Linked DNA regions of Homo sapiens: all the other regions are linked to region 2. The links are chromatin loops, found by intact Hi-C in ENCODE. Cell type or tissue: PC-9. All regions are shown on one strand. Links, peaks and the distances in the headings refer to the core of each region. The heading gives the core; the rest is flanking DNA.

The links. Peaks named below come from ENCODE experiments on the same cell type or tissue, not always from the same donor. Only the 100,000 strongest peaks of a DNase experiment are listed, where the experiment ranks them.
Region 1: it touches region 2 in a loop (14-fold over the local background); 1 of 110 quality-filtered maps calls a loop at or near these places.
Region 3: a loop joins it to region 2, with 4 times the contacts of the local background. A loop is called at or near these places in 2 of 110 quality-filtered maps.
Region 4: a loop joins it to region 2, with 4 times the contacts of the local background. A loop is called at or near these places in 1 of 110 quality-filtered maps.

What each region holds. Positions count from the first base shown.
Region 1 is chrX:53,708,473-53,716,451 of GRCh38, forward strand. No RefSeq gene overlaps it. Among named protein-coding and RNA genes, the nearest start is that of HUWE1, 26 kb to the left of the region's middle. RefSeq lists enhancers at 3,812-4,311, 6,237-6,286, 6,327-6,556, 7,334-7,979. In PC-9, for the core only: no CTCF peak of the experiment used is centred there; a DNase peak (open chromatin) is centred at 3,169; H3K27ac peaks cover 1,622 bases.
Region 2 is chrX:53,809,650-53,817,628 of GRCh38, forward strand. No RefSeq gene overlaps it. Among named protein-coding and RNA genes, the nearest start is that of HUWE1, 130 kb to the left of the region's middle. In PC-9, for the core only: no CTCF peak of the experiment used is centred there; DNase peaks (open chromatin) are centred at 4,242 and 4,622.
Region 3 is chrX:53,674,219-53,682,197 of GRCh38, forward strand. It overlaps HUWE1 (HECT, UBA and WWE domain containing E3 ubiquitin protein ligase 1), which reads right to left. Exons shown (of 84, transcript NM_031407.7): 3 at 5,831-5,968. Among named protein-coding and RNA genes, the nearest start is that of HUWE1, 8.5 kb to the right of the region's middle. In PC-9, for the core only: CTCF peaks have their summits at 4,693 and 4,922; no DNase peak of the experiment used is centred there.
Region 4 is chrX:53,722,874-53,730,852 of GRCh38, forward strand. No RefSeq gene overlaps it. Among named protein-coding and RNA genes, the nearest start is that of HUWE1, 40 kb to the left of the region's middle. In PC-9, for the core only: no CTCF peak of the experiment used is centred there; a DNase peak (open chromatin) is centred at 4,228; H3K27ac peaks cover 1,545 bases.

The DNA.
Region 1 (7,979 bases), core at 1,065-6,064, 100 kb before region 2:
GCTTTGCTTTCTGTCAGCAATGTGGGTCTGATATACCAGTACAGTATTTTATGTACTGGTTTCTAGTACCATAATTTTACTTATAATAACTGCTTTGGGGTTGAGGTTTGCTTGTTACTTTTTTTTTTTTTTTGAGACAGGGTCTCCCTCTGTTGCCCAGGCTGGAGTGCAGTGGCGATCACAACTCACTGCAGCCTGTACCTCCTGGGTTCAAGCAATCCTCCCACCTCAGCCTCTCCTGAGTAGCTGGGACTACAGACGTGTGCCACCACGCCGGACTAATTTTGTATTTTTTTGTAGAGACAGGGTTTTGCCATGTTGCCCAGGCTGGTCTCAAACTCCAGAGTTCAAGTGATCCCCCTGCCTCGGCCTCCCAAAGTGCTGGGATTACAGGTGTGATCCAGTGCGCCTGGCCCTGCTTGTGACTTCTAAGAATTTAAAAATTTCTTTTTTGAAGTGGAGTCTCACTCTGTCACCCAGGCTGGAATGCAGTGGCACGATCATACTGCAGCCTCAAACTCCTGGGTTAAAGCGATCCTCTTGCCTCAGCCTCCTGAGTAGCTGGGACTACAGGTGCAAGCCACCATGTCTGGCTAATTTTTTCAATTTTTTGTAGAGATGGGGTCTCATTATGTTGCCTAGTCCTGGCCTCAAGGGATCCTCTTGCCTTGGACTTCCAAAGTGCTGGGATTACAGGTGTCAGCCGCCATGTCCGGCCTCCAAGAATTTTTTTCTTTGATTAACCTTTTATTAATACAGAAGCAGTATATATGCATTGTAGAAAATTAGAAAATATAGAGAAGCAGAAATATAATAAATAAATAAGTAAAATTTCCACCTCCCAGAGATCACCACTGTAAGACCTTAGTGTATAACCTACAGGATCTGTTCATGTGTGTCTATGCATGCTTTTATTTTATTACCAAACTGAGATCATACTACACATAATGTTCTTCAGTCTGTTTTTTTCAATCATTAACCTCCCTTTTGCTATTTCAGTACATTTCCAACCCTTCTAACACCCTGCTTCTATTCATATTTTCCCAAATGACCTAAAAATGTCCTATACAGTTGTTTCATCCAAATCAGTACCCAATCCAGACCATGCATTGCATCTGGTTTATGTCCCTTAAGTCTCTTTTAATCTAGAACAGACACCAGTTTTTAATGATACCACTTTGCTGAAGATACCAAGCCAATAGTTCTGCAGACTGTTCCACTTACGAGATTTGTCTGATTGCTTTTTTGCGTTGTTTTCTTCTAAATTTTGTGCATGTGTCATTGATGCTGGGAAAATCTTATGTGCCCAATTAACTCTTTGAACTCTTAGAAAGTGGGACATATGAGAATCTTGACACTGGATTAATTTTGTCTTGAAGGTCCTACAGGAACTTCACCGATTTCAGTGGATGAGAGCCCAGGTTGCAGTAGCCGAAGGAACCTCCAATCTCTCCACACCTCAGAGCAAGATCCTTCTAGCTGAGACTGAGCAGAAACAGAAATCGGGGAGGAAATAGTTTTGGATTTAAATTTCTCTGGCATTTTGGAATTAATCTTTCTCCCAAGATTTTCATAAGTGGAGAGACTTTGTATTGTTCAAATTTGGACATTTATATATTATTTGGAACATTTTAATGCTATCATTTGGGCTGAACATGCAACTTCTGGTGAACTCCATTGGAAAATGTGGCTGGGCATAATTCAGGATGGGAAATACAACAGGGATAGCTTTTACAGCCTGGGATGCAGCAGGGAACTTGGAGTTAATTTAATTAATGTCCTACTCTGATCCACTTCAGAGTTTTTTGGAGGCAAAGCAGAACTGTCCCAGTGTTAGTGCTAAGAGAAGCAGTAGTTGATATTGGGAGAATGGTTTCACGAAAGTAGAACCTGGACTGGCCTGCTGAACTCTAGTCTTCTATCCCTGATGCAGGCAGCCACATTTCTAATGGCCCATGGCTTTGGCTATCAAAAACAACAGGTTAAGATAACACAAGTGTGAAGATTGGCTGGGCGTGGTGGCTCATGCCTGTAATCCCAACACTTTGGGAAGCCGAGGCAGGTGGATCACTTGAGGTCAGGAGTTCGAGACCAGCCTGACCAACATGGAGAATCCCGTCTCTACTAAAAATACAAAAAGTAGCCAGGTGTGGTGGTGGGCGCCTGTAGCCCCAGCTACTCGGGAGACTGAGGCAGGAGAATCGCTTGAATCCAGGAGGCAGAGGATGCAGTGAGCTGAGATCGCGCCACTGCACTCCAGACTGGGCAACAAGAGCGAAACTCCGTCTCAAAAAAAAAAAAAAAGTGTGAAGATTATTAGAGGAACCATGATCTCCCTTGTTATGAGCTAAATGGTGCCCCCTCAAAATTCATATGTGGAAGCTTTAACCCCTAGTACCTCAGAATGTGACTGTATTTGGAAACACATGGCCTTTAAAGAGGGAATTAAGTTAAAACGAGGCTGTTGAAGTGGGCTCTCATCCAATCTGACTGGTGTCCTTATAAGAAGAGGAGATGAGGTTACAAAGAGAGACAACAGAGAGACAACCATGTGAAGAGGCAGCAAGAGAGAGGCCATCTGTAAGCCAAGGAGAGAGAGAGGCTTCAGAGGAAAGCAACCAGGCTGGCAGCAGCTTGATCTTGGACATCCAGCCTCCAGAACTGTGAGAATATCAATTTCTGTTTTGTTTTTTTTTTTTTTTTTTTTTTGAGATGGAGTCTCGCTCTGTCGTCAGGCTGGGGTACAGTGGCATGATCTCGGCTCACGGCAACCTCTGCCTCCCAGGTTCAAGCGATCCTCCTGCCTCAGCCTCCCGAGTAGATGGGACTACAGGGCGCCACCACGCCCATCTAATTTTTTGTATTTTTAGTAGAGACGAGGTTTCACCATGTTGGCCAAGATGGTCTCGATCTCTTGACCTCGTGATCTGCCCGCTTCGGCCTCCCAAAGTGCTGGGATTACAGGTGTGAGCCACCGCGCCCAGCCCAGTTTCTGCTGTTTAAGCCACCAAGTCTGTGGTATTTTGATACAGCAGCCTGAGCAGACGAATACATACCTCTTCCTATGTTCCTACCGGCACGCGAAATAGAAACTTGCCCTCTTTCAAAAGTATAGAAATCACCTGAGGGGTTTTAAAAAATACTCATGCTTATGCCCCACATTCCAGAGATTCTTATCTAATTGGTCTGGGTGGTGGCCAGATTATGAGGTTTTTAAAAGCTCCCCAGGCAATTCTAAACTATAGCCAAGGTTGAAAACTACTGGGCTCAGAGGTCAACCAAGAGTTGCATGGCACAGCAGCTGGAGATGAACAGAGACCAGGGCTTTGCCAACAAAGCAGGAGAATGGTAGGAATGCAGCCACCCCACAAAACTTTTGGGGAAAGTTGGTTCTATGACCGGGAATTTGGGTCTTTGTGGACTGTTGATTACAAACAACATTTTCTTAGCATTTGGTGATCCCACCAAGTTTTTCATCAATACACATAAGATGTCAGTTTTTAGGTTCTAGGAATAGTACTATAGAACAGATGCTTTTTTTTTTTTTTTTTTTTTTTTTTTTTTTGAGACAGGGTCTCAGTCTGTTGCCTAGGCTGGAGTGCAGTGGCACAATCACAGCTTACTGCAGCCTTGACCTCCCTGGCTCAAGTGATCCTCCCAGCTTAGCCTCTCGAGTCACCGGGGCCACAGGTGCATGCCACCACACCTGGCTAATTGTTTTACTTTTTGTGGAGATGGGGGGGTCTCACCATGTTCCCCAGGCTAGTCTTGAACTCCAGAGCTCAAGTGATCTTCCTGCTTTGGTCTCCCAAAGTGCCGGGATTACAAGCATGAGCCACCGAGCCCAGCCAGGAGCAGATTCTCTTGGCCTTCAGTAGGAGCCCACAAGAAAACCAAGCCCCGTACCTTCCTCACACATGTTAATTCTCTGCCCTAAAGTGGGCAGTCACTCACAAATTTTTGAATTACATAATTGGGGCCAGGCACGGTAGCTCATGACTGTAATCCCAACACTTTGGGAGGCTGAGGAGGGAGGATCCCTTAAGCCCAGAAGTTCAAGACCAGCCTAGGCAACATAGGGAGACCTTGTCTCTATTAAAAAAAAATTACATAATTGAGGCTGGGCATGGTGGCTGATGCCTGCAAATCCAGCACTTTAGGATGTTGAGGCGGGAGGATCACTTGAGCCCAAGAGTTTGAGACCAGCCTGGGCAAAAAAGTGAGACCTTGTCTCTACAAAAGGTTTTAAAAATTAGCTGGGCTCAGTGGCATGCACCCAAAGTCCCAACTACTCAGGAGATTGAGTCAGGAGGATCATTTGAGCCCAGGAGTTTGAGGCTGCAGTGAGCTTTAATGGCACCACTCTACTCCAGACTGGGTGACAGAGTGAGACGCTGTCTTAAAAAAAAAAAAAAGAATTATATAATTGAGCTGGGTATTGAAGTGTGAACTGAGCCACATAATGCTTCCAGATTAGATTGGAGACACTGTGGTCATGTGCCTGCACACTGTGCCACTGTACGGCAATTCACATGTGGAAAGTGGATATTCCAGCACACATATTCTTGTTTTAAAATTTATGTTTAATTAATTAATTTTTTTTTGAGGCGGAGTCTCGCTCTGTCGCCCAGGCTGGGGTGCAGTGGCGCGATCTCGGCTCACTGCATGGTCCGCCTCCTGGGTTCACGCCATTCTCCTGCCTCAGCCTCCCGAGTAGCTGGGATTACAGGAGCCTGCCACCATGCCCAGCTAATTTTTTGTATTTTTAGTAGAGACGGGGTTTCACCGTGTTAACTAGGATGGTCTCCGTCTCCTGACCTCATGATCCACCGGCCTCGACCTCCCAAAGTGCTGGGATTACAGGCTTGAGCCACCGCGCCCGGCCTAATTAATTTTTTTTAGAGGCAGTCTTGCTATGCGGCCCAGGCTGCTCTTGCACTCCTGGCCCCAAGCAATCCTTCCACTTCAGCCTCCCGAGTACCTGAGATTACACGTGCAAATCGACATGCCTGGTTTATATTTAATTTGCATACAGTAAAATTTGCTCATATTAGTGTACAGGTCTATGAGTTTAAACAGATGCCTAGAGTCATAACCACCACCACAATCAAGATATAGATCAGTTTCTTGCCCCTCCAAGATTCCTTTGCCAGCACATATATTTTTGGCCTGCAGACACCCTCTATACCCGCTAAGTCTCAGATGCTCAGCAGCTCTGGTAACATCTTTGGTACAGCCTCGAATACAGCACACTTTTGGCCCTCCCGAAGTGGGCACAGCAGGTAGAGACAAATGGGGAAAGTGGGTCCACGCAGTCATGAGAGGAGGAGATGGCCCCACAGGTTGAATCTCTCCCCAGTCATACTCCCATGGCTGGAATTCAAAGCTCTAGCAAGAGGCAGACCCATTTTGGTCTGGTTTCAGGGCATTGTTAGTGCCTTATCACTTAGAACTAGATTCTATACTGAGGCTTAGAGAGAGAATCAATTGCTTACCAGATTTCAAATGTACCAAGATCAATTTTGAAAGCCTTTCTACTAGTGCACACTGGAGCAGCAGGCTCAATACCAGGCAGTTATTGCATCATCTTAAAAGAAACATTCTCATAATCAATTAAACTCATTACATTTGAATATTCAGTTCCTGCCAAAGCACAATTTAAATCCTCATTTCAAAATAATGTGTTCGCAGAAATCAGGTCTACTACGTAAATGACATCATGAAACTATTTCAAGAAGCATTACAACGTCTTTTGCCAAGGCAAAAGTTATTTGAAAGGGGCTTTCCAGCATTGCTTAGAACATATGTGCTCGCTGGTACTAAACTAGATACTATGGAACAATGGTGGCTAGCCTTACGGTCTCTAATTTTAGTATTCATAACAGAATGGGCATTTACAGAGAATCCCCTTTGTAGATTTGTCATAGAAACTGTCCTTGGGGACAAAGCCCTTTGGGACTTCTCAGAAGTAGGACAAATTCCTGAAGGAGTTACAGGTGCGTATCAGTCTAGAACCTTGATTGCAAGCAACAGAATTGGACTCTAGATGATTTAGGCAGAAAAGGAATTCATTAAAAGGATATTTGGGCAGCTTCCAGAATCAGTAGGCGGGCTGGAGAAGCAGGTTTGCAGCCAGGAACAACACTCAAACCACGCTGCAGAACTGGTCTGGTGAGGAGCCCACTGCAGCAGCACCTCAGAGCACTTGTCTGCAGTTTTCACCAGGGACACCCTGCAGGGAGCTCTATCTTGCTGCAGATGCCAGCACTGCCTTGACAGAGAGACTCTTCCAGGGTCCTTGAATCTTTGTCTTTAACTCCTAAGGCAAAGTTGAGAGTGACTGGGCTGGGGTATGTGCCAGCCCCCTAGCTGTGAGGGAGAGTGAATGTAGAGGGAGGTAGGATCTGCCTCCTTCCAAGAATCATAAGATGGGGAAGTCCCCAACCAGAGGAAGTGGGTTCAAATGTACACCCAAAAAGAATAGCAAATGACCCAGCACAGGCTGACAGTTGGAGGCTGCTTGGTGTCACGTGGCACTAAGTTAGTCATTGCTACCTCATTTGGGGGCAGAGTAGGCTGACCCTGAGCTGAGGAAACTGATCAAAGAAAGAAACAAGAGCTCTGTTTCCCTCCAGAGCCTTAATATTTTGCTGCAAGATTGGAGGAAATTAGAACTGACTAAAGGAGAGGGGAGCTGTACCAGGAGCTTCAGTGCCTGGTACAACTCAGAGAAAGCAATCGGTGTTGTCCTGAGAATACAACTTCCTTGTCTAGAGAGCCTGGCATCCTGACTTGGGTGGTCTGGGGGTGAGTGGGTGGTAGTGGTGGGTGGGGAGAGAGATTTTTAGAGTGACTTGTACTTTTCTCAGCAAGCCATTGCCTTTGATCACTCGATGGGCTGCACCTAAACATAACTGGGGACAAAGTCAGGCACCACAATATCGTTTCTAGTTGCAGTCATTTAGTTCCAAAGATAAGAAGTGTAGATATAACAATTCTAGGGAACTTCTGCTCTAACATTCTTAGTCTATCAACTCTTACCTAGATTCACATTTGCTGACAACAGTACTTGGATCAGCGAGAGTACAGAAGCACAAAATTGAGTCTCACCATCCCTGAAGAGACCCACAACCAGAGGGATTTAACTGACTTTTATTAAACATATTTGGGATGCTCAGATCTGGTCAGAAACAGCAGTGGAACAAATATGAGGCATTCTTGGTACATACCTGAAATGCCACAAGGATGAATTAGTGCCATAGGTTTTGCTGCTGCATCTAGGTGTTTGGATATTACACTTGGCTGCCCACTGATCTCTGATTTGAAATGGGTGAGGGTGGCAAGACTACAGGAAACTTCACTCAGTGTTCAGCCACCCTTGGTCCTACCACTTAGCCATTACTGCTGCTCACTATGAATAAGAAAAAACAAAAGCAAGGGTAACAGCAGGCTAAGGAGACTGAGTGCTGCCGTAAAACTTGGGGCTGCCTGGAGAGCCATCACTAGCTACCTATTTCCTAGCATGTGGTAAGGAAACTTGGGCCTTTCTGCTGTGTACAAGGTGTAGACACAAAGTGGGGCTAATCCAGATAAAGTGATCTACCAAAATAACTTCTTGCTTATAAAATAATTGGTTAGAAAAATTATCCCCACATACTCCAGGGTAGACAGAGAACAACCCCTCCCCACCTCTACCCACTCAGAACAGAAGGCAAGAACAAATCCCTTGAGGGATACAGCTTTGTATGAAATTGAGGAAAACTTCATCTAAACCATGAGAAAGTGAGGGAGTTGGGTAGTGAATTCAAGTAAGAAGAGGGCGACAGCCACCTATCAAGCTGCCTACTCACGTGTAGCCCTGAGGAATCCTGTGCAGCACCCTTTGAACCAAACAATTCATACATGGAGGTAGGCGGGTAAAGCAGACAGTGCTGTCTGGCTGCCCAAATCCATTTCTCCCCCTTCTTCCTTGTTGGCTT
Region 2 (7,979 bases), core at 1,979-6,978:
TCCTGTAAGATGAGAAACAAACAAGGATATCCACTATCATCACTTCTATTCAACATTGTATTGGAAGTTCTAGCCAGAGTAATTAGAAAAGAAAAAGAAATAAGAGGCATCTAAATTAGAAAGGAAGAAATAGTTATGTCTGTTCACAAATGATATATCTTATATGTGGACAACCATAAAGATTACACACACAGACACACACAGATAGACACACACACACCTGTTAGAACTAAAAAATAAATTTAGTGAAGTTGCAGAATACAAAATCAACACACAAAAATCAGTTTCATTTCTCTACACTATGAACATCTCTACAAATGAACAATTTGAAAAGGAAATTAATTTTAAAATTCTATTTAGAATAGCATTAAAAGGCCGGGTGCAGTGGCTCACACCTGTAATCCCAGCACTTTGGAAGGCTGAGGCAGGCAGATCACTTGAGGTCAGGAGTTTGAGACTAGCCTGGCCAACATGGCGAAACCCTGTCTGTCCTAAAAATACAAAGATTAGCCAGGCGTGGAGGGGCATACCTGTTATCCCAGCTACTCGGGAGTCCGAGGCAGGAACCCGGGAGGCAGAGGTTGCAGTGAGCCAAGATTGTGCCACTGCACTACAGCCTGGGCAACAGAATGAGACTCTGTCTCAAAAACAAAACAAAACAAAACAAAAACTACAAAGTGTTGCTGAAGAAAACTGAACTGAACTGTGTTCATGGATTGGAAAATAATATTGTTAAAATGTCAGTAGTACACAAAGTGATCTACAGATTTATTGCAATTAGTATCAAAGTCACAATAGTATTTTTTGCAGAAATAGAAAAATGTATCCTGAAATTAATATTTCAAGGGGCCCCAAATACCCAAAACAATCTTTTAAAAAAGAACAAAGTTGTATTTTTCCCACTTCCTGATTTCAAAGCAAAGCATATTACATAGCGGCCGGGCGTGGTGGCTCATGCCTGTAATCCCAGCACTTTGGGAGGCTGAGGCGGGCGGATCACCAGGTCAGGAGATTGAGACCATCCTGGCTAACACGGTGAAACCCCGTCTCTACTAAAAATACAAAAAAATTAGCTGGGCTTGGTGGCGGGCACCTGTAGTCCCAGCTACTCAGGAGGCTGAGGCAGGAGAATGGCATGAACCCGGGAGGCAGAGCTTGCAGTGAGCCGAGATCATGCCACTGCACTCCAGCCTGGGTGACAGAGCCAGACTCCATCTCAAAATAAAAAAAAAAAAAATTACATAGCTACAGTAATGAAAACAGTGTGGTACTGACATAAAGACAGACATATAGACCAATGCTAATACATGTGTAGTGGTTTCTGATTGTTATTTTAATTTGCAATTACCACTACATACCTATTATAAGGGCTAAAATCCAAAACACTGACAACACCAATTGCTGCTGGGGATGTGAAGCAACAGGAACTCTCATTCATTGCTGGTGGTAATGCAAAATGTTACAACCACTTTGAAATACACTTTGGCAGTTTCTTATGAAACTAAACATAGTCTTATCATATGATGCTATAATCACACCCTTTGGTATTTACCCTAATGAGTTCTAAACTTCCATCCATACAAAAACCCTCACATGAGATTTTTTATAGCAGCTTTATTCATAATTGCCAAAACTTGGATGCAAGCAAGATGTCCTTCAATAGTGATAAACAAGCTGTTGGTACATCCATACAATGGAATACTATTCAATACTAAAAAGAAATGAGCTATCAAGTCATAAAAAAGTAGGATGAATCTTAAGTTCAGATTGCTAAATGAAGGAAGCCAATCTGAGAAGGCCACATACTGGGATTCCAACTATATGACATTCTAGAAAGGGCAAAACTATGAAGACAGTAACAAGGTTAGAGGTTCAGAGAGATTCAGAAGTGGTAGTAGGGAGAGAGTAGGTGAAACACAGGTGATTTTTAGGGTTTGATACTGTAATGGTGGACACATTCATTACACATTACATTTGTCATAACCCATAGAAGGTACAACACAGAATCAACCCTAATGTAAATTATGTATTTTAATTAATAATAATATATCCATATTGATTCATCAATTCTAACAAATATACCACACTAATTCAAGATGTTAATAATACAAAAAATAAGCAGAGTGAGGTGGTATATGGGAACTCTCTATACTTTCCACTCAATTTTTCTTTTGTTTTTATTTCCAACTTTTATTTTAAGTTCAGGGGTACATGTGTACATGTGCAGGATGTGCAGGTTTGTTACATAGGTAAACGTGTGTCATGGTGGTTTGCTGCACAGATCATCCCATCACCTAAGTATTAAGCCCAGCATCCATTAGCTATTCTTCCTTATGCTCTCCTTCCTCTCACTTCCCACCCTCTGACAGCCCCCAGTGTGTTTTGCTTCCCACCATGTATCCATGTGATTTCATCATTCAGCTCCCACTTGTTTGTGTCCTTTCTGATTTCCTTAAGCAGTGGTATGTAGTTCTCCTTATAGAGGTCCTTCATTTCCCTTGTTAGCTGTATTCCTAGGTATTTTATTCTTTTTGTAACAATTGTGAATGGGAGTTCATTCATGATTTGGCTCTCTGCTTGCCTGTTGGTGTATAGAAATGCTAGCAATTTTTGCACATTGATTTTTGTATCCTGAGACTTTGCCAAAGTTGCTTATCAACTTAAGAAACTTTGGGGCTGAGACAATGGGGTTTTCTAGATATGGGATCATGTTACTTGCAAACACAGATAGTTTGACTTCCTCTCTTCCTATTTGAATACCTTTATTTCTTTCTCTTGCCTCATTGCCCTGGCCAGAACTTCCAATACTGTTTTGAATAGGAGCCCAGTTCTGAGCCCTTGCTGGAGAGGTGTTTCAGTCATTTGGAGGAAAAAGGGCACTCTGGCCTTTTGAGTTTTCAGCGTTTTTGCATTGATTCTTTCTCATCTTTGTGGGCTTATCTACCTTCAGTCTTTGAGGTTGCTGACCTTTTGATGGGGTTTTTGTGTTTGTTGTTGTTGTTTTCTGTTTGTTTTTCTTTTTAGAGTCTTCCCACTCTTCCACAGGGCTGCTGTGGTTTGCTGGGGCTCCACTCCAGACCCTAGTTGCCTTGGTTTTTCCTGTACCTGGAGGTATCACTGGTGAAACAGCAAAGATGGCACCCTGCCCCTTCCTCTGAAAGCTCTGTCCCAGGAGTGTACTGGCCTATTGCCAGCCCGAACACACCTGTAGGAGATGGCAGGAGACCCCAGTTGGGAGGTCTCATCCAGTCAGGAGGAACAGGATCAGGGGCTTGCTTGAAGAAGCAGTCTGGCTGGCCAGGCGCGGTGGCTCACGCCTGTAATCCTAGCACTTCGGGAGGCCGAGGCGGGCGGATCATGAGGTCAGGAGATCGAGACCATCCTGGCTAACACGGTGAAACCCCGTCTCTACCAAAAATACAAAAAAGAAATTAGCCGGGCGTGGTGGCGGGCGCCTGTAGTCCCAGCTACTCGGGAGGCTGAGGCAGGAGAATGGCGTGAACCCGGGAGGTGGAGCTTGCAGTGAGCCGAGATCACGCCACTGCATTCCAGCATGGGTGACAGAGCGAGACTCCGTCTCAAAAAAAAAAAAAAAAAAAAAGAAGCAGTCTGGCTGCTTTTTGGTAAGGCACCTGTGTTGTGTTGGGGATCCCTTCAGTCCCCAGATGGTTTGGGCTCTCGAAGGCCCACAAACTGGACCGGCTGAGAAGCCCAGACGGCCAAGGTGGTGGCCTGCCCTGCCCCTCAGGCACTCCATCCCAGGGAGAAATTAGAGCTCTGTCGGCCCTGTAGAACGTGAGTGGGGGTGGCCAGAGGCCCCAGCTGGGAGGACCCGGCTGGGAGGACCTGCCCTGCGAGGAGGAGTGGATCAGGGTCCCACTTAAAGAAGCAGCCTGGCCACGCCTTGACAAAACAGCTGTGTTGTGGTGGGGAACTGCCTCTGCCCCTGTCGCCTTAGACTCTCCAAAGCGCGCAGGCTGGACAGCTAAGTCCTGGTCCAACCAACCCAGGTGGCAGCCCTCCCCTCCCCCAGGCACTCCGTCCCAGGGAGAAATCAGAGCTCTGTGCCTAATACCTGAGGACGGGTGTGGCTGGAGTGCCTGGCTGGGAGGTCCCACTCAGTAAGGAGGAATGGATGGGGCCCTGCTTAAAGAGGAAGCCTGGCCACAATCTGGCAAGGCTGCTGTGCCGCGCTGCTGGGGGTACCCTTCCTCCTCTGGACCATTTGGACTCTCCAAAGCCTGCAGGCTGGAATGGCTGAGTCATTCAACCAACACAGGTGGCGGCCTTCCCCTCCCTCAGGCACTCTGTCCCAGGGAGAGATCAGAGTTCTGTCCCTAATATGTGCGGGGGATGTGGCTGGAGGGCCTGGCTGGGAGGTCCCACCCAGTGAAGAAGAATGGATCCTGTGCCACATTAAGAAGCAGTCTGGCCACGATCTGGCAAAGCTGCTGTGGTGCTCTGTTTTGGGGACTCTTCCTTGTCTGGGCCGTTTGGACTTTCCAAAGCCCACAGGCTGGAACAGCTGAGTCGACCAAACAACAGAGATGACGCCTGCCCATCCTCAAGGTGGCTCAGTCTGGTCTCAGGTAGGCTTCACCCTGTTGCCAGTAGCTGGCTGGAATTCCAAGCCAGTGAGTCTTATCTTGTGAGGTGCAGTGGAAATGGGGCCTCCAGAAAGACGCCACTCAGGCTGGGTGCGGTGGCTCACCCCTATAATCCTAGCACTTTGGGAGGCGGAGGCGGGTGGATCACTTGAGGTCAGGAATTCGAGACCATCCTGGCCAACATGGCGAAACCCTGTCCCTACTAAAAATACAAAAATGAGCCCGGCGTGGTGGCGGGAACCTGTAATCCCAGCTGCTCGGAAGGCTGAGGCCGGAGAATCGCTCGAACCCGGGAGGCAGAGGTTGCAGTGAGCGGAGATGCCGCCACTGTACTCCAGCCTGGACAACAGAGTGAGACTGTCTCAAAAATAAAAAATAAAAAAAAGAGAGAGAGACGCCACTCAGCTCCCGGGATTCCGCCCCCTTCCTAGGGGTATGTGGGGGACCTCCTGCCTTGTCTCCTGCCTCCTGTCTGAGTTGCAGACATATTTGTTGGGGATTCTGGGCCGGAGTATGTAAAGCTCCTGGGTCTGTGCGTGCCTGAGCAGCTGCTCGGCCCAGACTCGGCACAGCTGTGTGTGTCAGACCCAAGGCCCTGGAAGCGTGGGCTCACAAGGGGATCTTCTGATCCACAAGTTGCAAAGATCCATGGAAGAAGCACGGTTTCCAGGGTCACACAATCACTCACCGCTTTCCTTGGCCTGGTGTGGGGGTGTTGCTCCCGGGTGGGCTGTCGCCCCACCCTGCTTTTCTTCGTTCTCCGTGGGTCCAGTTATTTCCCTAATCAGTCTCAATGGGAGAACCTGGGTATTTCAGTTGAAGGTGCTGTATTCACTCGCCCCTTTTGTTCCTCCCACTTAATTTTTCTGTAAACATAAAACTGTTCAAAAAGTAAAGCCTATTAATTTAAAAACTATTCTAGTAGTGATATCATTTAAGGTTTTGCAAAATGTTATTGAGAAAACTGGGTACAGTATATTATTTCTTACAACTGGCTATGAATGTGAATCTACAATTATCTCAATAAATTTTTTAAAAACCTCCACAAAGACATGGAAAATATGAGAAAAAAAGAGAGGAAAAACACAATTATACAGTTTAATTATACATAAATGTATATAATTAAACTAATTATATACACTAAATGTATATAATTATACATTAATGGAGTTCTAGAAAAGAGAACAGGGTAAATAAAAGGAAGGAAATTATCAAACAAATAAAACAATGATTTCAGAGTAGAGACATGAATTTCAGATAAAAAAAGTCCACTCACAAGTGCTCAGCAAAACAGATAATGGAAAAAACATCCAAGTTCTGGGTAGGTCACTGTGACATTTCAAAACATTAGGTATCAAGAAAAATTTTAAGCTTTCAGAAGTGGGGAAAACAAGTTGCCAAGAAAGGAATGACAATAACAATAATATTAACATCTGAGTTCTAATCAACAATGATGACAATGCACACTGAAAGCATTATCTTCAAAATTCAGATGAAAGAATATTTTAAACATAGAATTCTAAAGCTAAACTGTCCTTATGAAGGTAAAATAACTACATTTTCAGACATGCAAAGAACCCCAAATTTACCTTTCTGTAAGCTTAGTGTTCCATTTTTGGAACACTAAGCATGTAAGAATTATTTATATCGTACTGCTCAAGCTCATTGCCAAGGTCTGATGGCAAAAATTCAAAAAAATGCAACCTCAGACATAAATGGGCTAAGAAGTTACTTTATCACAGGTATGTATGTACAGGAAAAAGAAGAGAAGTTACTTAAGGATGTTCTCCAACAAAGTGCATGATGTATCAGTCATGGTTCTTGGATTCAAGTAACCGAAGCAGACTCTAGTTAACTTACGCGGAAAAGGGATTTTTTATGAAGTTATCAGTTAGCTCACAGAAGTCTGGAGAATCAGGCTGAAAACACAGAGTGGGAGCCAGGAAGGTAGGCAGGAGGAACCACAGCTAAGGGCCTACCATGGAAACAGCCTGGTTTAGAAGGCTACTGCTGGTACTAGTACCCCTACTGCTCCTACCAGTGAACCTTAGCCTACCAGCACATGGCACTGCAAAGGAGCGCTAATTGTCCTGACATCTGGTGTTTTGGTTTATTTGTTGTGGACTTCAGAGTTGAGTTAATCATAATCTGCAGGCCGGGTGCGGTGGCTCAAGCCTGTAATCCCAGGACTTTGGGAGGCCAAGGTGGGTGGATCACGAGGTCAGGAGATCGAGACCATCCTGGCTAACACAGTGAAACCCCGTCTCTACTAAAAATACAAAAAATTAGCTGGGAGTGGTGGCGGGCGCCTGTAGTCCCAGCTGCTCGGGAGGCTGAGGCAGGAGAATGGCATGAACCCGGGAGGCGAAGGTTGCAGTGAGCCGAGATCGTGCCACTGCACTCCAGCCTGGGCGACAGAGCAAGACTCCGTCTCAAAAAAAAAAAAAATCATAATCTACAATTCGCGGCACATTATCACCAGTTCACTGAAGGCTGCTCTTTTACCTTATTTGTTTTATTATTCTTCTTCCCCATCAGTCCGTATCCTCACTCTCATTCTCCTGCCCGACTTAATTACACTTAGCCTCTTAGTGTAATTCATATATGTATGCTTTCAACCCACCTTTCATATGTTTATTTGTGTGTATATCCATGAAAATACACAGTGTTGTTTTACATTTTCATAAAGAGAATTATGCTATAAGTCTCTGTTTCTTACTTTTTTCACTCAGTACTGGGTTTTGGAGACCTATCCATGTGGCTCTATGTAAATCTAGCTTATTACTTTTAATTGTTTTGTAATTTTCTATTCTATGAATATACAACAGTTTGCTTACCCCATCCCATGGTGATGAACACCTGGATTGCTTCCAATTCCTCACTACCACAAACAGTGCTGCAATGAACAACCTCAACTACATTTCCTTAGGACTTGTGTGAGAATTTCTGTGGAATATATGCCCAGAAGCAGGATTGCTGGGTTATAGGGTATACACATACTTAATTTCATGGTTTGGTACGGCCAAACTCTCTCTGGAATACCCGTACCAGTTTACATCCCAAATCATGTTTGTCCTTTTCCTCACATCCTCATCAGCCCTTGATAATATCTGACTTTCTATCTGTTACCATTGCTATAGTGACTTCTCACCGTTATTTTAATTTTCATTTCTCAAATCATTAGTAGGGATAAAAATCTCTTAATATATTCAAATTTCCCCTTGTGTAAACTCAAGTTTCCCCTTCTGTAACTTATTCTTCATATCCTATGCCCATTTTCCTATTGCATTTACTATCTTCTTTTTCTATTTATTGTTCTTTTGTCAGGTTTGCCTATCACAAACATATTCTCCTAATCTATCATCCTTGTGT
Region 3 (7,979 bases), core at 1,874-6,873, 140 kb before region 2:
AGATTTCTTTTCTTATTCCTTAAACACTACCCTTATCATTAAGATGTGAATACACCAAAATGTTAACAGTGACTAAACATTGTGGTGGAATTATGTATATCCTCTCCCCAAATATGCACACATTTTCTAGTTTTTCCTGAATTCAGTGATTAAAAACTAGAAAATGATAAAATGGATGAAAAAAATCCTTTTAGACAAAAGCATTAACTTTCAGGATACTCTACTACAGGTTACCCTTAAGGAGGTCATAAAATCTAGCTCAAAGAAATAAATGCATCTAAAGAGTAAGTCTTGTGAAGAAATGAAACAATAATGGTTTGAGACTATTGATTCATTTGGGGTACGTTTAACTAACTTATTTGTATAGCATTTTTGAATTCATGAAGTACTTTTCATTTATCTTGCTTAACCCTAACAAAACTCTGTGACATTCTCTGATGCCTTCTTGTAAACTGCTATAGCACATTTTGTTCATTCCTCATATTACCATACTGACCCTTTTGTGTGATTTGCAAGTCTCCTTCCCCTAGACCACACTGTCCTACATTCTCCAGTCACTTATCTTTGTATTCCCAGGATGTAGCTGCAATGACTACGTCCTCAATAAATATTTGTTAAATGAATATCACCATCTTCATTTAAAGGATGAGGAAACTGGCTCAGTGATGAGGTAATTTGCCCCAAGTAACATAGCTACTAAGTATTTTATATAAATTATAATGACCTTATCTTCGTACTTTACAAGCATTTAAAAATACATCATCTCGCTTTAATGCTCACAGCAACCTATGAAATAGGCTTTCCGATTACTGTTTTATAGATAAGAATGGAAATTTAGTGATATACCCTAGGCCCACTCGAATCCTAGTTTATATGAAGTACAGCTGTTTCTTTACATTGTACTTGATCACTACCTGGGTATGGGAGCCTCTATTTTTATGTACCAAGTACATTAAGGGTAGGGTATAGGGGAGGAAAGATGGAAGTAAGGCAGTTTAAAGGCACAGGAAAGAGGCTGGAGCCCAGGTGTACAGGCCCATCTAAAGACCATAAACTGGTATTGTAATGTCAACTGCACATGCCACTCTGAAATCCAATATTGGCCCAAAGGTTTTTCTTGATATTACCCTGTATTAATAGAAGACAATTGTTGGCTTTCTCACATATCAGCAGTCTCAAAGGCTGGGGAGGCACACAGAATTAGGAAAGCTGTGAGAAACAATGGACAGGCTATATCATGCATAGACAGTGCAGGGGAAGAAATGATGACACAAAGGAAAAGGCTAAGGAACTTTAAACATGATTTCACAGTCCTTAACTCGACTGTGAGTTTCTCAAGGGCAGAGACCAAGTCTCATTCATTTTATGTCCCTTACTCCTTATACTTAGCAACATTCAGTAAATGTTATGTTAAAAGAAAAAAAAAGATATATTAAGCTAAAAACTGAACAATGACTTCCATTTATTCAGCAGCACTTATTACATGCCACAAACTATACTTTAGATATTATGTGTAATGTTTAAAAAAATAAGATTTACCTGTTTGCTGACCTGCCATGCATGGTGCTGCCCAAATGTGTTAACAGTGGTGATACTGATGACTATTAGGAATACTTATTATAGGTTACTAAGGTTACAACAGAACCTTGAACACCTTGAATAGGAGGGGCCAGTATAGACGGAGAGAGATCAAGGTAACCAATGTAATACACATTACAGAACTAGCTAAGACCCTTCAGAGGGTATAAATGTGACTCCTAAGGAGTTCCAAAGTGAAAAACTACTCTATGGAACATTCAGTTATCACTGGCCAAAGTCTCAGACCCAAAATAACTCAAGAACAAACCCTATCCTGCCTCACCACTGATGATCCCACACAGACCTAAAGGGTCCAGACACATTTTGTTAAATGGCCATTATTTTCACCACCCTGACTGCCCACCTCTGAGCTGTTGAAGGAGTTAAGTAAAATAGTACATTAAATAAATTACCATCTACTGATCACCTACCATGTACTAACACCTTACATTTTCTCTTTAATTCCAATAACCATATGAATAAGGTATTTCCCCCCACATCATAACTGATATAGGTTAACTTGCCCAAACTGACAGACCTAGTAAGTGGCCAGGCCCCAAATCCGGAACTGCCTGGGCTCCATGATCTTCCTATGATTATCAAGGCTTCTCAAACCTTTCCACCTTAACTCTAATAAAAAGGTAGAGAAGAATGAAGAGGCAGGCTAGGGAGGTTAAGTGGAAAGAGAAAAGTGGAACTTGATAGAAAGTTCCAAGCTACCCTTGGCAAAAACAGAATTTCTTTTGACTTCACCTTTTATCTTAATCCCATTAGCTAATTCCAGGTCTGGGGCAGAAATGCACAAGAATGCGCCTGGAAACATCTTGACATACCAGATAGCAAGGAAGCTATCAAAGACTACTAGAGAGCATGTCAGTAAGAATCAGGAGCCAACTTTAAGAGAGTTCCACTAGCCACAAGAAGGGCAATTTGAACTTCGCTAAGGATCAGAACTGCAATGTATTGAAACCCATCAAATGTTTACATCTATGGATGCATAGTTATATATACACTTATATGTGTAACCTTTTGAAGATGACAGGGGACCAATTCATCATCTTGAAAGCAATGTTTTAAAAAATTGAGTATTTATCCTGCTCTTCCTATATAAACTATATTGCTGAGTAACCAAATAAAAGATGAGGGGAAACAAAATTATTCCAGCTAACAGATGAAAACAAAATGATAGCATCAGAACGTCACCATTTTGTAGCCCCCCAACAAATTAATGGATCCAAAAAATTCAAGTCATCGTAACATAATCAATGTTGTGAATGAACACCCCCCCACCCCACCCCCCCGCAATATATTTGCCAAAGGGAACGAACCTGAAATTTATCAAGTCTCTGGATCCAGCTGCCAATTTGCAGGAAATAGAGAAGTATCACCTGGGAACTTATCAGAAATGCAAAATCTGGGGCCCCTCCTAGATCTACAGAATCAGAAACTCTGGGAGTGGGGACCAGCCAATCTTTTAGGAAGTCCTCTAGGTGATTCTGATGTTCCCTAAAGTTTCAGAACCATTGTTCTAAGCACTTTATATGCATTAACTCAGCTAAATTTCTTCAGAACTCTATAAGGCAGGCAGTATTATCATCATTTTACAGATGAAGGACCGTGTGGCACAAAGCAGTTAAGTAATTTGCACAACATGACACACCTGGTAAGAAATGGGAGTCAGAACTTGAACTCTGTGAATCTAGCTCCAGAGTCCATGTTCTTAATCGCTGTGCTGAAAGGTCTTTCCACCTGTAAGAACTCAATTGTCAGAATGCCGTAATAAAGAATATTGGAAGTTTAAAAAAAAAAAAAAAAAAAGCAAAGACCAGGAGAAACATGCCTCACTATAAAATAGACAGGAATATAAGAAAATAATCATAGCAAATAATGTACCCAAAGTAATCTTCCAAAATCATTCCAAAACATTAACAGCCACCAAATGTAATATACCCACGCACTTCTGGGGCAATTATCTCTGATATCTAATCACAAGGACCTAAAACCTGGATTGTGCTAAAGGTGGTACATAAATTCATGACAGTATCCTCAGACTCATCAATCTTTTAAATCTAAATGGTTATAGTGAAAGGTCATTCCAGAATAATTCATCTCCCTACTTTTAGTCACCATTTACTTAATGACTACTGAAAGGAAAAACTGCTGTCTTTCAATACCTAAGATTATACCATCAGAATCTCAGAGTTGAAGAATTTTAACATTCATCTAGTTCAATCAGCAATCCAGACTGAATCAGATCTACAATCCCAATCTCCACGTAATGGTACATTCATAATAAATTAAAACATTCCAACTTTCTGTAAAATCACATTATGGGATCATTCTATGCCACCAACTGTAATTTTTAAAGCCAAATGACTAAAAACTTTTAAAGAGAACTTAAAAGTTGAAAATGCTCAGGTTAACAGCCCAAACAAAACCTACAGTTGTTTTACTCATAGAGCCACTTCTTCACTACCTGAAAGGATTTCTATATCCAGAAGACCAAGCTGGTCAACAAGTACATCAAGTTTTAACAACACCACCTATGAAACATCAAACGACTTAAAAGTTGAGTTATTCCTGACATTAACATATATAAACATCTAGTAACCAGTCGTTGAGGAAACAACGAATAATACAGCAAAACACCAAAAGCCCAAGTACTTATGAATATCAACCTTATAGATAGTGAGATCATCATAAAGCAGCCTAAAAGTCCTTAAAGGACTTTATGCTAAGGAAACATAAATTTCAGATGAAATGAAATGAAAAATCACAGTAGGAAAACTAAGGTTGTGTATAATAGCTGAAAATCAACATGTAAGTAGAAGCTCTCAAAAACTGTTTTAGTATTGCCATTTCAAGAACTGTATGACAGCCAGGAACTCATTATTAGGTCTTAATAGCTTAGAAGTTATGGGTCAGAACAGCTGAGACACTAACATCAAAAGAATAAAAAGCAACATTATAAAGTAGTATAAAAATAACTAAATCACCTAAGGAAATTGAAACCATGCATGAAAAACCCCAAAGGCACAATCAGGTCATTAGGAAACACTAGCTTCTTCCACCAGGAGGCCTACTTTTCATGTGGAGCAATGAGCAAGGCCAAGACATGGAACTGAAGTCAGGTATCAAATCAGACTTTGCCACAGAAAAAGGAATCCATGACTAGTTATTTTAGGATAGTGCCTATGACAGCACTATCAACTCCAACTAGGATACAGGAGATTATAGCCATTGTTCCATTATAATGGGTCCTCCAGGGTCTTTAATTGAGCAAGAATGGGTTAGACACCACTACTGGGCTGTAATCCCCAAATATGGGGGGCGGGAAACTATATATAGGACAATTTCTTCAACAAATAAATTGGAAGAAAAAAAAAACAAAAGACAGAACCTGCAGATTAAAATAGATTTAACAGCTGTATCAATGCTTTGCAATAAATGTGCTTTCTCAGGATCCTGATTCAAACAAACTGTAAAAGAAAAAAAACAAAGCTTAAAAAAAAATCAGAAATCTGAACATTTTATATTTGATATTTTTAAATATCTGTTAATTTTTTCAGTTGTGATAATAGTTTTGATCTTATATTTAAAGAGCCCTTGCCTTTTAGAAATACAAACAAGTATTTTACAAATAAATATGACAGGGATTTATTCCAATATAATCCATTGAGGGGGGCAGTGGTTAGAAGTATAGATGAAACAGGCTGGGCCTGGTGGCTCACGCCTGTAATCCCAACACTTTGGGAGGCCAAGAAGGGAGGATGGCTTGAGCCCAGGAGTTTGTGACCAGTCTAGGCAACACGATGAAACCCCATCTCAATTTAAAAAAATTAAAAAAAACCAAACAAACAGAAGTATAGATGAAATAGAATGTGCAAGTTGATACTATTAAAGCTGGTGATGGGTAAGTGGGGGGATTATTATACTATTCAATGTTTGCATGTTTGAAATTTTTCGTAACTTTAATAAGAACTGGTTAGACATAATGACTTGCAATTTTATTTTTTGAACGATGCCTAGGGTGATTTAAAAAATCATGTACAGACATCATTCATTTAAACAATTCCCTTTAATTCAGTAATGAGCTCCACTTTAAAAAAAGAAGCAACCAGTACCACATCAGATCCAGAGAATGGAAGAAACCAAAGTAGCTCCATTACAGAATGGGAATACATCCACCCCTACTATCTCCATTCCAGGAAGTAAAATACAAATACTTCCCACAAGATTTACAAAAACTAACCTAAAATCACAGCCAATCATACTCATCCTGGTGGGAAATTCCCCACACTGCTCCAACAGCTTCCCGAACCTTCCTGACCAAGTTGGCCTGCTGGTTTCTCTGGATCACTAACCCACTCAGGTCAGGCTGCTGGAGGACCTACAAAAAAAAAGTTGGGGGAGAGGAGTGAGATACACAACACATTTATTAGGGTGTGTGAGGAGGGTTAACCATTCTATTATGTTCAAACATAACTAGTTATTATTTCTAAAGCAATAGTCCTTACATATCTATTTGCATTTTTTAGGACCTGCTTTGAGAAGTAACTGAGGAATTCAGAACCAACAACTCTAATACTTCTAACGCTTAGACAACATTCCTGAAAACTGAGTTCTCAACCCAAATGAAATTATAGAAGACAGTTTATTTTTTAGACAAGTTTATACCCTCAATATAAACACTAAGGACGTATTTGTTTCATTGTTTCTGTGAAAAAAAACAACAACTGTACATATAAAAATTATTCTTCACCTTCATACATGCTTTTTGGCCATATTGGGAGACAAACGATAAACATCCTGGCAACTCAGGTTGAACTTTGCCATTGAACCTTAGACAAAGTTTTTATTTGGTATTGTCACTCCTTCCTCTCTTCTCAGAGATCTACCTAGAATAAGTTAAACTTTTAGGTCACACCTAGATTATCATTCCCAGATTTATTCTATTGCTCAATAAGGGTCAAATTGAAATTGAGGTTTAATAAATTTGTGATCACTGCTTAACCCACGGTAAAATGCACCAATGCAAAATCTCAAAACAGAAAGTGATTTCCTGCCCTCCAATGAAAATGGAAGAAAATTTTATTACCTACAAAGCACTTCAAATTAAATAAAGCAGTTTATTTCGAACTGAAGTTCGAAACTAGAGTCCACATACAGCTAATTGTGGGATGGTTACCTCCTGTAAATTTTAAATCCTAGTAAACTTTTCACCACGTTTCTACTTCAATTCCCATCACCCAGCCGAAGTAAAATAATGGGGATAGTTGTGCTTGTATTAAAGGGTTGTTGCTAGAATTAGTTAAAAAAAAAATTGTAAAATGCTACACTTTAATATTGGTCTAATCAATATATTAACAGTAAGGAAGCCTGTAATCTCAGCACTTTGGGAGGCCGAGGCGGGCGGATCACGAGGTCAGGAGATCGAGACCATCCTGGCCAACGTGGTGAAACTCCGTCTTTACTAAAAATACAAAAATTAGCTGGGCATGGTGGCGCGCGCCTGTAGTCCCAGCTACTCGGGAGGCTGAGGCAGGTAAATCGCTTGAACCCAGGAGGCGGAGGTTGCAGTGAGCCGAGATCGCGCCACTGCACTCCAGCCTGGCGAGAGCAAGACTCCATCTTAAAAAAAAAAAAAAAAAAGTAAGGAAAACTTTCTCCAAGTCAAATAGTCACATCTGTTTAATAAGTACGTTAGAAAATATAAAATGGCAATAACACAACAGGAAGTAGTGTATTAAAGAGCCAGCAGTAATTTGCTATGGAAAAGAAGCTGGGTATTCCAAATGATCTTTCTCTCTCGGACAGGAATTATCTTGCTCAGGTAAGAAGATGCCAAATAGCAGATCCCCACACTGATCTGAGGAACCAAACAAATGAGGGAGGTGAAAAGTAGCATGAATACTTCAAAACTAGCTAACAGAAGTTCCTTTTACCACTGTGAAATGCATGACACCAAATTACTTTTGTAGAGTGAATGACAGGACAGACTGCCTTTGAAGGAGTGGAAGAAATGAGTAGGCAGGGCATGAGGCACCCCTTCCAAAAGGTAGAACACTTGGGTGTGGTTCTTGACAGGAACATTATGGCTGGTGGTCATTCCAGGATAGTGATTACGCACTGAAATTCCTAGACCATTAGAAGGAAACAAAGAGTGGGAATCACGTTCAAACATCATGAACCACTGGAGATAAAAAGTTTGGCCTATGAGGAAAAAAAATATAAACGTTATAGATCTGGCCTAGAAATACACCAAGAATGTACAGTTAAAGAAACAAAAATCTCTTACTCTTTCCCAGGTCATAAAATTAGCATATGACACAGGTACATCTACCAATGCATTCTTACACCAAAAAGTAATCCTAATTTATTATGTGCCTACCATGAGCTAA
Region 4 (7,979 bases), core at 1,552-6,551, 87 kb before region 2:
ATGTTTGTCCCCTCCAAATTTCATGTTGAAATTTGATCCCGGCCGGGCGCGGTGGCTCACGCCTGTAATCCCAGCACTTTGGGAGGCCGAGGCGGGAGGATCACGAGGTCAGGTGATCGAGACCATCCTGGCTAACATGGTGAAACCCTGTCTCTACTAAAAAATACAAAAAATTAGCCAGGTGTAGTGGCAGGCGCCTGTAGCCCCAGCTACTCGGGAGGCTGAGGCAGGAGAATGGCGTGAACCCAGGAGCCGGAGCTTGCAGTGAGCCAAGATCAAGCCATTGCACTCCAGCCTGGGAGACAGAGTGAGACTCTGTCTCAAAAAAAAAAAAAAAAAAAAAGAAAGAAAGAAATTTGATCCCAAATGTTAGCAGTGGGTCCTGGTGGGAAGTGGTTGGATCATGCGGGCAGATCCCTTATAAACTATCCTTGCAGTAATGAGCGAGTTCTCACTGTATTAGTTCCTATGCGAACTGATTTTTTTTTATTATTTATTGATTTTTTTGTTTTCTGTAGAGATGGGGTCTCGCTCTGTTACCCAGGCTGGTCTTGTACTCCCAGGCTTAAGCTATCCTCCCACCTAGGCCTCCTAAAGTGCTGGGATGACAGGAGTGAGCCACTGTGCCTGGCAAAAACGGATTGTTAGAAAGAACTTGGCACGTCTTCTTCTCTCTCTTCCCTCATCTTTCACTATGTGATGCCTGCTCCTCTTTGCCATCTGCCATAAGTGGAAGCTTCCCAAGGCCTTCACCAGAAGCAGATGCTGATACCGTGCTTCTTGTGTAGCCAGCAGAACCATGAACCAGGTAAACCTTTTTAAAAATAAATTACCCAACTTCAGGTATTACTTTATAGCAACACAAATGGACTAAGACAGAAAACTGGTACCAAGAGTGGAATGTTGCTGTAAAGATACCTGAAGATGTAGAAGCAGCTTTGGAGTCAGGAAATAAGCAGAAGTTGGAAAAATTTGAAGGCTTCAGAAGACAGGAAGTCCACGGAATGTTTGGAATTATTAGGGACTGGTCAAGTGGTTGTAACCAAAATACTAGTAGAAATATGGACAGGAGAGGTCAAGCTGACGAAGTCTCAGATGGAAATGAGGAAGTTATTGGGAACTGGAGCAAAGGTCACACTTGTTATGCCTGAGCAAAGAACTTGAGTGCATTATGTCCATGCCCAGGGGCTTTGTGGAAGACCAAACTTAAGAGCAATGACCAGCCGGGCACGGTGGCTCGCACCTGTAATCCCAGCACTTTGGGAGGCCAAGGCGGGCGGATCACAAGGTCAGGAGATCAAGACCATCCTGGCTAACACGGTGAAACCCCGTCTCTACTAAAAATACAAAAAGTTAGCCGGGCGTGGTGGCATGCGCCTGTAGTCCCAGCTACTCGGGAGGCTGAGGCAGGAGAATCACTAGATCCTGGGAGGCAGAGGTTGCAGCGAGCCGAGATCATGCCACTGCACTCCAGCCTGGGCGACAGAGTGAGACTCCGTCTTGGAAAAAAAAAAAGAGCAATGACCTTGGGCTTATGGCAGAAGAAATTTCTAAGCAGCAAAGCATTCAAAAAGCAATGCAGCTGTTTCTAAAAGCAGATGATCATATATGGAAGTAAAAGAATGACTGGCCGGGCTCCTTGGCTCGTGCTTGTAATCCCAGCACTTTGGGAAGCTGAGGCAGGTGGATCACCTGAGGTCAGGAGTTTGAGACCAGCCTGCTAACATGGTGAAACCTTGTCTCTACTAAAAATACAAAAATTAGCTGGGCATGGTGGTGGGCACCTGTAATCTCAGCTACTTGGGAAGCTCAGGCAGAAGAATCACTTGAACCCAGGAGGCAGAGGTTGCAGTGAGCTGAGACAGCACCATTGCACTCCAGGTTGGGTGACAAGAGCTAAACTCCATCTCAAAAAAAAAAAGAAAGAATGACCTAAAGTTGGAACTTATAATTAAAAGGGAAACAGAGCATAAAAGTTTGGAAAATTGCAGCCTGGCCATGTGGTAGAGAAGGAAAAAGCATCTTCATAAGGGAAATCCAAGGGTGCTGGAGAACAACCACTTGCTAGATAGAGGATAAAAGGGAGCCAGGTGCTAATAGTCAAGACAATGGGATAAAGGTCTCCAAGCCATTTCAGAAGACTTCCAGTCCACCCCTCCCATCACAGGCCCAGAGGGCTAGGGAGACAGAATGGTTTTGGAGGCTAAGCTGGGGCACCACTGCCCTGTGCCACTTTCAAACGTTGCTCCCTGCATCTGTGCTGCTGAGACTCCAGCTGCAGCTCAAACAGCCCCAGGAGCGACTCCCACCACTCCAGAGAATGCAAGCCATGAACCTTGGTGGCTTCTATGTGGCGTTAAGTCCACAGGTGCGCAGAATGCAAGAGCCACGGAGGCTTGGCAGCTTCCCCCTGGATTTCAGAGGTTGTATGGAAAAGCCTGGGTGTCCAGGCAGAAGCCTGCCACAGGGGCAGAGCCCCCACAGAGAGACTCTACTAAGCCAGTGCTGAGGGGAAATGTGGGGTTGGAGCCACCACAAAGTGTCCCCACCAGGGCACTGCCTAGTAGGGCTGTGGGAATGGGGCTGCTGCCCTCCAGACCCCAGAATAGCAGAGCCACTGGCAGCGTGCAATCTCAGCCTGGAAAACTCACAGCCATTCAACTTCAACCCCTGAGAGCAGTCACATGGGCTGTGCTCAGCAAAGCCATAGAGGTCGCACTGCCCAAGGCTTTGAGGGCCCACCCTTTGCATCTGTGTGCCCTGAATGTGGGACATGGAATCAAGGATTATTTTGGAGCTTTAAGATGTAATGTCTGTTCTGCTGGGTCTCAGACTTGTGTGGGGCCTGTTGCTCCTTTCCTGTGGCTGATTTCTCCCTTTTGGAATGGGAATATTTACCCAATGCCTGTACCACCATTGTATTTTAGGAGTAAATAACTTGTTTTTGATCTTACCTGGTAGGAACTTGCCTTGAGTCTCAGGTGAGACTTTGCACTTTGGACTTTTGGGTTGGTGCTCAGGCCTGTAATCCCAGCAGTTTGGGAGGCCGAGGAAAATGGATTGCTCAAGTCCAGGAGTTCAAAACCAGCCTGGGCAACATGGAGAAACCCCATCTCTACTAAAAATACAAAAAACATTTAGCTGGGTGTGGTGGTGCACACCTGTAGTCCCAGCTACTTGGGCTGAGGTGAGAGAATCACCTGGGCCCGGGAGATTGAGGCTGCAGTGAGCCAAGATTACACCCCTGCACTCCAGCTTGGGCAACCAGAGTGAGACCCTGTGTCAAAAAACAACAACAACAAAAAACAACCTTTGGTGACTATTAGGAAGGAATTATTGTATTTTGCAATGTGAGAACGACATGAGATTTGGGTAGCCAGGGGCGGAATGATATATTCGGATATGTTAAAATTTGATACCTAATATTGAGGTTGAGGCCTGGTGGGAGGTGTTTGGATCCTGGGATGGCTCTTTATGAGCCATCCTCATGGTCAGGAGTCAGTTCTCGCTGTATTAGTTCCTATGAGTACTGATTGTTAACAAAGAGCCTGGCACTTCCTTCTTTCTCTCTTCCCTCCTCTCTTATCATGTGATGCTGCCCCCTCTTTGCCTTCCTCCATGATTGGGAGCTTCCTGGAAGCTTCCTGAAGCCCTCACTGGAAGCAGGTGCTGGCGCCATAGTTTTTGTTTTGTTTTGTTTTTTTGTTTTTTTGTTTGACAGGGTCTCGCTCTGTCACCCATGCTGGAGTGCAGTGGCATGGTCATAGATCACAACAGCCTCAAACCCTTGGGCTCAAAGGATCTTCCTACCTCAGCCTCCCAAGTAGTTAGGACTACAAGGCACGTGCCACCACACCTGGTTAAATTTTTTGTTTGTTTGTTTGTAGTGACAGCCTTTTGCTATGTTGCCAGGGCTGGTCTTGAACTCCTGGGCTCAAGCAATCCTCCTGCCTCCCAAAGTGCTGGGATTACAGGCATGAGCCACCACGCCCAGCTGAGTGCGCCATGCTTGTTGTACAGCCTGTAGAACCATGAGTCAAATAATCCTCTTTTCTTTATAAATTACCCAGCCTCAGGCATTCCTTTATAGCAACACAGACTAGAACATCCCACTTATCTGCAGTTTCACTTTCTGCAGTTTCAGTTATCTGAGATCAACTGAAGTCCAAAAATATTAAATGGAAAATTCCAGAAATAAACAACTCATATGTTTTAAATTTTGTGCCATTCTGAGTAGCATGATGAAATCTTACGCTGTTCTGTTTTGTCCTGCCTTTGGCTGTGAATCATCCCCTTGTCCAGCATATCCATGCTGTCTATGCTACCTCCCCACCCCATTAGTCATTTAGTAGCTAGCTTGGTTATCAGATGGAAAAAACATAGTATACATATGGTTCAGTACTATTCCTAGTTTAAGGTGTCCACTGGGGGTCTTAGAACATATTACCTGTGAATAAGGTGGGACTACTGTATTCCGGATTCAAGTTCTTTATCAAATATATAATTTGCAAATATTCATTCCCACTCTGTATGTCCTTTCATTCTTTTAACAGTGTCTTTCAAACAGTAGAATTCTTTATTTGATGAAGTGAGAATTTTTGACTCATTGTTTTAGTTAGAATGCCTAACAGAAAACATAACTCAATAAGAAAACAATAATTAACTATAAGAAAATTTTATTAGCCAGGCGCGGTGGCTCACGCCTATAATCCCAACACTTTGGGAGGCTGAGGTGGGTGGATCACCTGAGTGGGAGTTCGAGACCAGCCTGACCAACATGGAGAAACCCTGTCTCTACTAAAAATACAAAATTAGCTAGGCATGGTGGTGGCACATGCCTGTAATCCCAGCTACTCAAGGGGCTGAGACAGGAGAATTGCTTGAGCCTGGGAGGCAGAGGTTGCAGTGAGGCGGGATTGTGCCATTATACTCCAGCCTGGGCAACAAGAGTGAAACTCTGCCTCAAAAAAAAAAAAAAAAGGAAAGAAAAAGAAAATTTTATTATCTCCAACTTATTATAATACAGGTTGAGTATCCTTTATCTGAAGTCCTTGGGGCCAGAAGTGTTTTGGATTTCAGATTTTATAATATTTGCATTATACTTTCCAGCTGAGCATCCCTAATTTAAACATCCAAAAATTTGAAATGCTCCAGTGAGCATTTCCTTTGAGTGCCAAATCAGTGCTCAAAAAGTTTCAGATTTTGGAGCATTTCAGGTTTTGAATTTTTGGATTAGGAATACTCTACCTGTAATAAATTCTGAAGTAGGATGACTCCACTGTTGGTTAATTTAGCTTCTCAGCAATATTATCAAGGACCCAGATTCTTTTTTTCAATCTTTCTGCTCTGCCATCCTCAGGCTCCTGGTACTCTTCAGGCTAGTCACCTCATAGTTGCAAGGTGGCTGCTGAAGTTCCTTGCATCACATCCAGACATGCAGTAGAGAAAGGAAGAATCTAGACCATCTTTTCTATCTGTCTTTCATTAAGAGTGAGGAAACCTTTCTTAGAGGAAGCCCAGAAGACCTTTACTCACATCTCATTGACCAGCACTGGGTCACATAACCATCTACAAACTAGACTAGCATAAACCCCTTATATCAGGGGTTGCCAAACTACTGCTAGTGGGCCAAATCCAGCCTGCTGCCTGTTTTTGTACAGCCTATGGTATAACAGTGGTTTTTATATTTTTAGGTGGTTAAAAGAATTAAATGAAGGATAATATTTTGTGACGTGTGAAAATTATGTGAAACTCAAGTTTCAGTGTCCAGAGAAAGGAAGGGGAACCTGCATGTGCAGATCACATGGCAAGATAGAAATAAAGAAAGAAAGAAAGACAGGAGTAGGCGTCAGGCTTTTCTCTTTCTTTCTTTCTTTTTCTTTCTTTGTCTTTCTTTCCCTCCCTTCCTTCCTTCCTTCCTTCCTTCCTTCCTTCCTTCCTTCCTTCCTTCCTTCCTTTCCTTCCTTCCTTTCTTTCTCTCTCTCTCTCTCTCTTTCTTTCTTTCTTTCTTTCTTTTCAGATGGAGTCTTGCTCAATTGCCCAAGCTGGAGTGCAGTGGCATGATCTCAGCTCACTGCAACCTCTGCCTCCTAGATTCAAGCAATTCTCCTGCCTCAGCCTCCCGAGGAGCTAGGATTACAGGCGTGCACCACCATGCCTGGCTAATTTTTGTAACTTTTAGTAGAGATGGGGTTTCTCCATGTTGGCCAGGCTGGTCTTGACCTCAGGGTGAGCCCCCCAACCTCACCTCCCAAAGTGCTGGGATTACAGGCATGAGTCACTGTGCCCAGCCAGTGTCAGGCTCTTTTCAACAAGCAGTTCTTATGGAAACTAAGAGTGACAACTCCGTCACTCCTGCAAGAATGGCACCAAGCCATTCATGAAGGGTCCACCCCGAGGATCTAAACAACTCATACCAGGTCCCACCTTCAACAATGGGGATCATAGACCAGACGCAGTGGCCCACGCCTGTAATCCCAGCGTTTTGGGAGGCCGAGGCAGGTGGCTCACCTGAGGTCAGGAGTTTGATACCAGCCTGACCAACATGGTGAAACCCTGTCTCTACTAAAAATACGAAAATTAGCTGGGCCTTGTGGCTTGGGCCTGTAATCCCAGCTACTCAGGAGACTGAGGCAGCAGAATCTCTTTAACCTGGGAGGCGGAGGCAACTTCTGTAGACAGCCAAAGACAGAAAATCAGACAGTCATGTGCCAGCGTAATGTTGTTTTGGTGAAGAATAGGCCACATATACTATGGTGGTCCCCTAAAATTATAATGGAGCTAAAAAATTCCTATCACCTAGTGACGTCTTGATGATCCTGACCCTGTGTTGGTCTAGGCTAATGTGTGTGTTTGTGTCTTTGTTTTTAACAAAACAGTTTAGAAAGTAAAAAAATTAAAAATATAAAAAAACTTATAGAATAAGAATATAGAGAAAATATTTTTGTATAGCTATACAATGTATTTGTGTATGCTGTAATAATTTTGTAATCACCACTATTGAGGTGAGCTCAAGTATTGCAAGTATCTGCTTAAAATGCCATGTGACACTAATCATCTCCATGTGAGTAATTCATATCTCCAGTAAAAAGTGATCCCTCATAGTTCTTGCATATTTTTCGTAATATTTACTGCAATACTGTAAACCTTGAGTAACAGTATGGAACCCATATGGGGTGCCACTAATGATGCTGGAACTGTCCCCAGGAAGCAGAGAAAAGTCATGACATTACAAGAAGAAGTTGAACTGCTTGATGTGTTCTGTAGATTGAGGACTTCAGCTGCTATTGCCTGTCATTTCAAATAAATCCAGTGTAAGGATAATTGTAAAAAAAGAGAGAGAGAGAAAAGTAAAAACCAACAGCTGTGAAAACCTTGTACCTTCTGTGAAATACCCTTTTATCTTCTATTGAAAATGCAGCTTTTTTTTTTTTTTTTGAGATGGACTCTCACTTTGTCGCCCAGGCTAGAGTGCAGTGGCGCCATCTCGGCTCACTGCAAGCTCCGCCTCCCGGGTTCACACCATTCTCCTGCCTCAGCCTCCCCAGTAGCTGGGACTACAGGCGCCCGCCACCATGCCTGGCTAATTTTTTGTATTTTTAGTAGAGACGGGGTTTCACTGTGTTAGCCAGGATGATCTCGATCTCCTGACCTCATGATCCTCCTGCCTCGGCCTGCCCAAGTGCTGTGATTACAGGCGTGAGCCACTGTGCCCGGCCCCGAAAATGCAGCTTTTATGTGGGTGCAGGATTCCTGTAAGAAAGTGATATGTATAGATTCTAATATGATGTGAGAAAAAGTGAAGTCATTATATGGCAACATAAGCAAAAGGAAGGTGGAAGATCTAAGCTGAACAATTCATTGCCAGCAAAGGATGAAACCATAATTTTGGAAAGAGTTTTGTTGTTGTTGTTGTTGTTTGAGACGGAGTCTTGCTCTTGTCGCCCAGGGTGGAGTGCAGTGGCGCGATCTCGGCTCAC